Regions from separate parts of the Homo sapiens genome. Here region 1 is linked to region 2. Evidence: chromatin contacts called from ENCODE Hi-C or POLR2A ChIA-PET data. All regions are on one chromosome and are shown on one strand. The core of a region is the stretch at or near the end of the contact, and the rest is flanking DNA. Distances in the headings are between cores, read along the strand shown.

Region 1 (3,490 bases), core at 131-2,630, 130 kb after region 2:
ACAAAATAATTATAAAAATGGATACACTGATCAATGTAAACATGGTTAAGTGGATGCTATTATGTATGAACAACATTTATAACTAACTGCTTTCTAAAATTAACTTTAAAACATATGCTGTACTTTAAATTTTTGTCTAATGCCTATGGAAAAGATGGTAAACTGTGGAACTACGTTCACTTTTTTTTTTTTTTTTTTTTTTTTTTTTTTAACACAGGGTCCTGCTCTGTTGCCCTGGCCGGAGTTCAGTGGTGTGATTTCAGCTCACTGCAACCTCCACCTCCTGGGCTTAAGTGATCCTCCTGCCTTAGCTGAGACCACAGGCATCAGCCACCAAGCCCAGCTAATTTTTTTTTTTTTTTTTGTAGAGATGGGGTTTCACCATGTTGCCCAGGATGGTTTCAAATTCCTGGGCTCAAGCGATCCACCTGCTTTGGCCTCCCAAAGCAAGCGTGGCGTGAGCCACAGCACCTGGCCTCACTTCTATTTCTTATCAGCTATTACTTTGGCCAAATTACTTAACAAACTCTCTGTTATTTATTTTCTTACCTATAAAATGGGGATAAATAATAACTATCTCATAGGGTTGAAATTAAATGAAATAATATACATATATATATATATATATAAAGGACAAGTATATAATAAATGCTTAATAAATGTTGCTATTGATGCCATTAGTGGTGGTAAATGGTGGTGATAAAGTTTAGTAGTAATTTCACTGGGCTCAGAGTAAGCCACTCAATAAAATCCTGCATGAAAATTGTTTTCTCTGTCTCTACCAGGTAACAAATTACTTTCAAGAAACAGACCAGGCTGGTCATGGTGGCTCATGTCTGTAATCCCAGCACTTTGGGAGGCCAAGGTGGGCAGATCACTTGAGGTCAGGAGTTTGGGACCAGCCTTGCCAACATGGTGAAACCCCGTCTCTACTAAAAGTACAAAAATTAGCTGGGCGTGGTGGCAGGCGCCTGTAATCCCAGCTACCAGGGAGGCTAAGAAAGAAGAATTGCTTGAACCCAGGAGGCAGAGGTTGCAGTGAGCCATGATCTCCAGCCTGCACTCCAGCCTGGGCAACAGGGCAAGACTCCATCTCAAAAAAAAACAAAACAACAAAACAAAACACAAACAAACAAACAAAAAACCAGACCACTGGACTAAAAATGACTTCGTCAACATGAATTTGTTTTCCCCACATAAGAAGTTTGGTGGTGCTGTTCTTGAATTGGTTCCATAGTTCATCATGTCAGGGCCCTGGGTCAGCCTTCCCAGGGTTCTCTGGGCATTTGCTCCTGGCCACAGGACAGCCACGTAGCTGCTCCAAACATCACACCCTGTGCACGCTAAGCAGGAAGGAAACAGGAATAGGCACTCATCAGTGGCCTCTCACCCATTATCAGGCAGGAAAATCGCTCTGAGACATCTCCCTCCCCTCCCCGGCAGACTTGCCCTTAGGTCAACTTCTCGGACACAGGGTGCTCCTGGCAGAAAAGGAGTCTGGGAATTGAGCATCTGCAATTTTCAGCCACAACAGAGGGGAGGCAGATCTGCCAGCCAGGAAAAAAGGTGAACCAAGGCTTGCCACCTTATTTTAACTTTATTTTTCCTTTTCATTACGAACCAGATATATTGTTTTCAAAGGTTCATTTCAGAGACCTAGCCCAAAATATAATGTGCCACCTCAATCTCTATACAAATGTTCATTGTCAGAGGTAAATAAGTAAATAACCCTTCCTCCCTCCTGAATGCAGCAGAGCAGGTAATTGTCAAGCCATTTAGACATTTTTAAAAACCCTAAAAACAAAATTGGGAAGCCGTGAGCCAGATGGTCTCCCATGATTGTTGCTGACTCGATGACTCACTCTTTTGTCCCTTGTGTTTCAGAATTTCTTTTTCAGAAATTCCCCTGATCTCATCTCTCTGTTTTCTTCCTCTTCCATTAGATGGATCAAATGTCTTCCAAAATATCACCTTCCTCTTCTAGCAATACAACAGCAGGGAAACGGTGGCAGAAACAGTACAACATGAGGGCTTGAGTGTGCTCTGTGTGTGTGTGTGTGTGTGTGTGTGTGTGTGTGTGTAGGGAATGTGGACAGAGAAAAACTAGATTTACCTTTTAACCTCACCCTGTTACCTTCCAAACATACAAAATACTTCAATACCTTCCTGGTAATCACGAGGCTCAGCTCACTCTCCACTCTTCCCCACACCTCCCATCCCTGGCCCAGTGAATTCCCTGCTCCCCACCTGCCAAAAAAGAAAAGGGTAGGGGGCTAAGAAGATCTCCAGCCTCTGAAAAAGGAAAGCAGAAATCGCCAGGGCTGGAAGCTCCCTCTCTACGGCACAGCAGACAGCGGAGTGACAGCAAAACCCTCTTCTGCTTCCTGCCTTTCAAAGGAAGCACACTGAGGCACTCACCTAACCAGCTGTCCTGCATCTTGTTCCAGGAAGATAATAAGGATTCCCAAACACAGCACATGCCTCACCCAAAGCCAGTGTGGGCCAGCAAAATGGAGATGCGTTGGAGAGACTCAGTGTGGATGCCCCGTTGGAGAAACAGGATCAAAATCATTGTATACCAACTAAAACCACTATCAAATACAATTCAGATGGGATCAATGATGGGTCCCATGAGCATCAGATAGGGATGCTGAAGCTTAGCAGCCACATAAGAGAAAAAGTCCACTTTGTGGAGGGCGAAGCTCTGAGACAGCAGCAGTGTGACCACCTCTGGGAAGACAGGGTGACTTTAGGAAGGTTTGGGGCTGATGGGACACATGTAAGCTTTATGCTGAGGGATGCGGTCTTCAGTCTTCAAAGACCCTTCAAAAATGTGAAATGTCCACAGCAGAGAACTAAGACGGGGGTCATCTGGAATAATGTCTTGTAAAGAAGCAGTGATAAAACTGGTTGAGAATGTTACCCTGGTGAGGGGGAGGCTTAGGGTCACAGGAGCACACCCTCTGTCACTGCTAGGAGCAGTGTAGTAGTTAAGCGCTCCGTTCTTGGTTCCTACTTACAGAGTTTGAATTTTGCCTGTTGACTAAGAACTAAGATTCTTGTCCACTCTGAGAGAAATACATGTGGTAGAGAATCCATGCAAATGCATGGGACCTGCCCATAGGAACTGTTGAGTGTTAGCTTCTGTTATTAAATTCCTCTCATCTTGATTTAAATAATTTGGCGAGTTTCCACAAGTGCCTGAGGCTGCAAAGAAGTGTTTTAGGGAGCTCCAGATAACATTTTCAGAAAAAGTCACCTATCGTTTGTGGATTACATACTAAATAGGTGGTTCTCAAACCTCAATTTGAGAAATATTGTTAAAGCCTTCCATTAGGGGATAATCCTATTAAATTTAGAAAATTTGGCAGAATGAGGATTTGTAAAGGAATGCAATGTTCTGTGGAACATTAAGTGTCTCTAAAAACACTGAATAAATATATAACGATATCTCCTTGCATTTGTGAGCTGCCTATAGACACCAAGTGCT
Region 2 (3,575 bases), core at 432-2,931:
CAGCCTGGCCAACATGGTGAAACCCCATCTCTACTAAAAACTACAAAAAGTAGCTGGGTGTGGTGGCCCGCGCCTGTGGTTCCAGCTACTCGGGAGGCTGAGGCAGAAGAATCGCTTGAACCCGGGAGGTGGAGGTTGCAGTGAGCCGTGATCGTGTCACTGCACTCCATCCTGGGCGACAGGGCGAGGCTCTGTCTCAAAAAAAAAAAGGAACCAATCTAGTTTGGCCAACTATGCAGCCAAATCCATGATAACCAAGTTTGAAAGGTTTCATTTAATCTTCAGCATATTTCACCACAGAACAGTATAGAGATGGTGGATTTATTATAAAAATATTTGGCCCCTGGCCAGGCACAGTGGCTCATGCCTGTAATCCCAGCACTTTGGGAGACAGAGGCGGGCGGATCACGAGGTCAGGTGATCGTGACCATCCCAGCTAACAGGGTAAAACCCCATCTCTACTAAAAATACAAAAAATTAGCCTGGCGTGGTGGCACACGCCTGTAATCCCAGCTACTCCAGAGGCTGAGGCAGGTGAATTGCTTGAACTTGGGAGGCGGAGGTTGCAGTGAAAGGAGATCGCGCCACTGCACTTCAGCCTGGGCTACAGAGTGAGACTCCGTCTCAAAAAATAAAAATAATAAATATATATATTTGGCCGGGCTCAGTGGCTCACGCCTGTAATTCCACCACTTTGGGAAGCTGAGGCAGGCAGCGGATCACCTGCGGTCAGGAGTTTGAGACCAGCCTGGCCAACATGGTGAAACCTCGTCTCTACTAAAAATACAAAAATCAGCCGGGTGTGGTGCTGTGCGCCTGTAATTCCAGCTACTCGGGAGGCTGAGGCAGGAGGCAGGAGAATCGCTTGAACGTGGGAGGCTGAGGAGATCTCGGTGAGCCGAGATTGCACCATTGCACTCTAGCCTGGGTGGGCAACAAGAGTGAAACTCCATCTCAAAAAAAAAAAAAAAAGAAAGAAAGAAAGAAGAAAGAAACTGCTTATTTTGCCCTCTGTGTCTTCACTAATAGACATGGACTACATTACAAACCCCAACAGCAACAACCCAGATTCACCAGCCTTAGAAGGAAACATCAGAGATATGCCAACATCCCTACTGCGCATGAATACCCACTGCATTCAGAAAAAAAAAAGTAGCAACTTACATGGCATTCCACAGCCCACCTCAGAAGCACATCCCAATTTTTCACAACTCTCGCAGTCAGACTGTGAGGAAAGCAATTTTGAGTGGAAGTCAGAGGTGGACATGGGTTTCCAGATAGCAAAAGAGTCTGTAAGTTAAAAGAGAATGTTCAGTCACAGCTTGAAAGTAGAAGTAAAAGGGACTATTAAGAAATGACAGCAAAACTAAGACTTACTGTCAAGAAAGAGAAGCAATTCCAAGAACTGTTTAATCCATTAAACTGATGCCCAACTATCCAAGTATATTCAGAACTTAATTTGATCGTGCCCTGATCTGCCTTTACATTTTAATTAAGATTAGCTGAGCATGTAAATTAGTTTTGAGCATAATATCCTAGGGTGAACAAAACTAAAAAGAACGGAAATAAGTCCATCCGAGAAGGAAATGCGGGGAAAGGCAATCCTTGGGGATCCTTTGATCCTCAAGGTGAGGGCACCAGACAGATGACGAAGGTGGTAGCATTAAGAACTCAGCTGGAAGCACTTTTCCATTTAGGTTCTTCCTTGGAAGGGTGCCCATTCATGACAAAGACAAGGAAATGCAGTAAGTGTGAGTAGAACTTAATATAAACAGTGAGCTCTTTCTCAATTCTAAACTGCAGGCCTCCTAAATCCACATCCTGGTATAACGCCTTTAAAAAATGAAAAACCTAGCGATACAGTCTTAGCTCATACTTAACTTGTTATCTAGGATATTCCTGTGTTACATTTTTGCCTTACTTACATAAAGCCTGTCATTCAACACTTTATAATCTTTTAATTCATTTTCTTCTCCGTTTACTCTGTCCTTCACTTTTCCTTGTATATTGTATTTACGTAAATGTATGTATGTATAAAATTGCCGTATGTATATACATACAGTCTAAAACTAAATCTTATTCTACTGATCTAAAGTTAACTAAAAAGATTAAGTAACAGATCTGCAAACTACTGAACTGAAATTTTTTTATGACTTCCGTGTCTAAACTTTCACAATTACAATTGTTTTCAAACTTTAAATATCCTTAATTTTCCAGGATTTCCTCCAAAATCATTGTTTCCTGCCATCAATATAGTTTTAAGTTTCATAAAACATCCATGTAACAGGCTTTTTTATCTGCTAATCAACATCATCCATAGGCCATTTGTTTCTAAAGATAACTTCAGTTAAAACTGATCTTATTCATCAGTTTAGGTGGCAGAACTCAGACATGATGCTCAGAGCCCAAGCTCTGCAATCTGCACAGAAATGATTTTATACCCATACAATTGCTTCCTGCCAGAGGACTACGGGAGTGCAGCCTTGGGAATTTAAATGACCGATTTACCCAGGGAAAGAAAGCTTATTTTTAGTAAGTGGGAAAAAAAAAATGTTGATTTAATTTATTTTACTGCCTGTGAATCTCCTTTGGAAAAGGAGAAGCAGAGTTTGATTAATTAGATTAGCAAATGCAGTAAGTTGTTTATTCACTTGGGTGAATCAATGTTTCCCTGAATTTAGTTTAGCTTTATTTTATGCTTTCAAACCCATCCAGTAGGTAAGATGGTGAAAGCCAAAAGCCTTTCTCTCCCACAGCTCCTTGGAATATCTTTTCACATGTTAATTTGATCTTTTTGTGATCGGAGGCAGATGTATTTCACAGCGCCTCCCTCTCCCCTCCCCACTCCACCCCAGCATATGGGTAACACACATATAGATGATAGAAAATTATAGATGATAGAAAATTGACTACAGGGATCTATTTCCATTTTTTATGCCTCCTCGTTTTTAGTATTTTTCCTTTCCTGCTGACTTTCATTGTAAATTATATTTCTACCCAGTATTAAAATTCAAAAGGAAATAAAGAGCTTTCTCTGCCGTTAATGACAGCGTATTTTAAGATGATTAGGAAATAATTATTAGAACAAATTGCTTTATTTAAAAAAAAACAGTTGCTAAATTTCTCAAATGTTTGCTAGTTTTTCTTTCTTCATTCTCTTAATGACCTGTCTTTCTAAGGAAGTTCCCTTCATGTGACTTGCTACACAAAATCATTCCTGATTCATTTGTTACTGAGATTTACCGGAGTACAGCTGTTCAAACAAAGTACTTGCCTGCGAAAGCCTGGGAAGATTGGGGATGATAATCAAATTAAAATTCCAGCTCTACATTCTTTTATCAGAGTGCAGACAATTGTGATATATTTAAAATGTATTAAAATAAAAAGGGCAGAGCTCTGCTGCATCATAGACTACATTTTTCCGTTAATGACCTGGAGGACACATTAAGAAGGAGAAAAACTTATTAATTCAGCAAGAAATCAAATGTACATTTCTAGGAGAGATTTTTTTTCTCAACTTAAAAGAAAAAAATTGAAGATCCAAGAGAATGGGGATTTTTAGCAGTTGGGGACCA

What was found. Hi-C counts contacts between places; a loop is a spot of excess contacts on that map. ChIA-PET counts read pairs that join two places held with the same protein, here RNA polymerase II (POLR2A). Pooled maps may share reads with other maps.
Region 1: a loop to region 2 is called in a map of endothelial cell of umbilical vein, with 2.2 times the contacts of the local background. The contact joins two enhancer-like sites. A Hi-C loop is called at or near these places in 3 of 168 maps with a recorded cell type or tissue (endothelial cell of umbilical vein, heart left ventricle and right cardiac atrium) and 2 of 50 pooled maps. POLR2A ChIA-PET finds 5 or more read pairs at or near these places in 9 of 52 experiments (A549, AG04449, BJ and 6 more).

Annotation. Positions count from the first base shown.
Region 1 is chr6:21,614,086-21,617,575 of GRCh38, reverse strand. No RefSeq gene overlaps it. Among named protein-coding and RNA genes, the nearest start is that of SOX4, 22 kb to the right of the region's middle. Within about 2 kb of position 1,380, at least 2 of the 41 ENCODE cell types and tissues checked have a DNase peak (open chromatin) inside an H3K27ac peak, as active enhancers do; they include PC-9 and endothelial cell of umbilical vein, where a contact is called at or near this core.
Region 2 is chr6:21,740,632-21,744,206 of GRCh38, reverse strand. All of the region lies in intron 2 of CASC15 (cancer susceptibility 15), which reads right to left. Among named protein-coding and RNA genes, the nearest start is that of CASC15, 76 kb to the right of the region's middle. RefSeq lists enhancers at 1,710-2,633, 2,634-3,556. Within about 2 kb of position 1,681, at least 3 of the 41 ENCODE cell types and tissues checked have a DNase peak (open chromatin) inside an H3K27ac peak, as active enhancers do; they include PC-9 and endothelial cell of umbilical vein, where a contact is called at or near this core.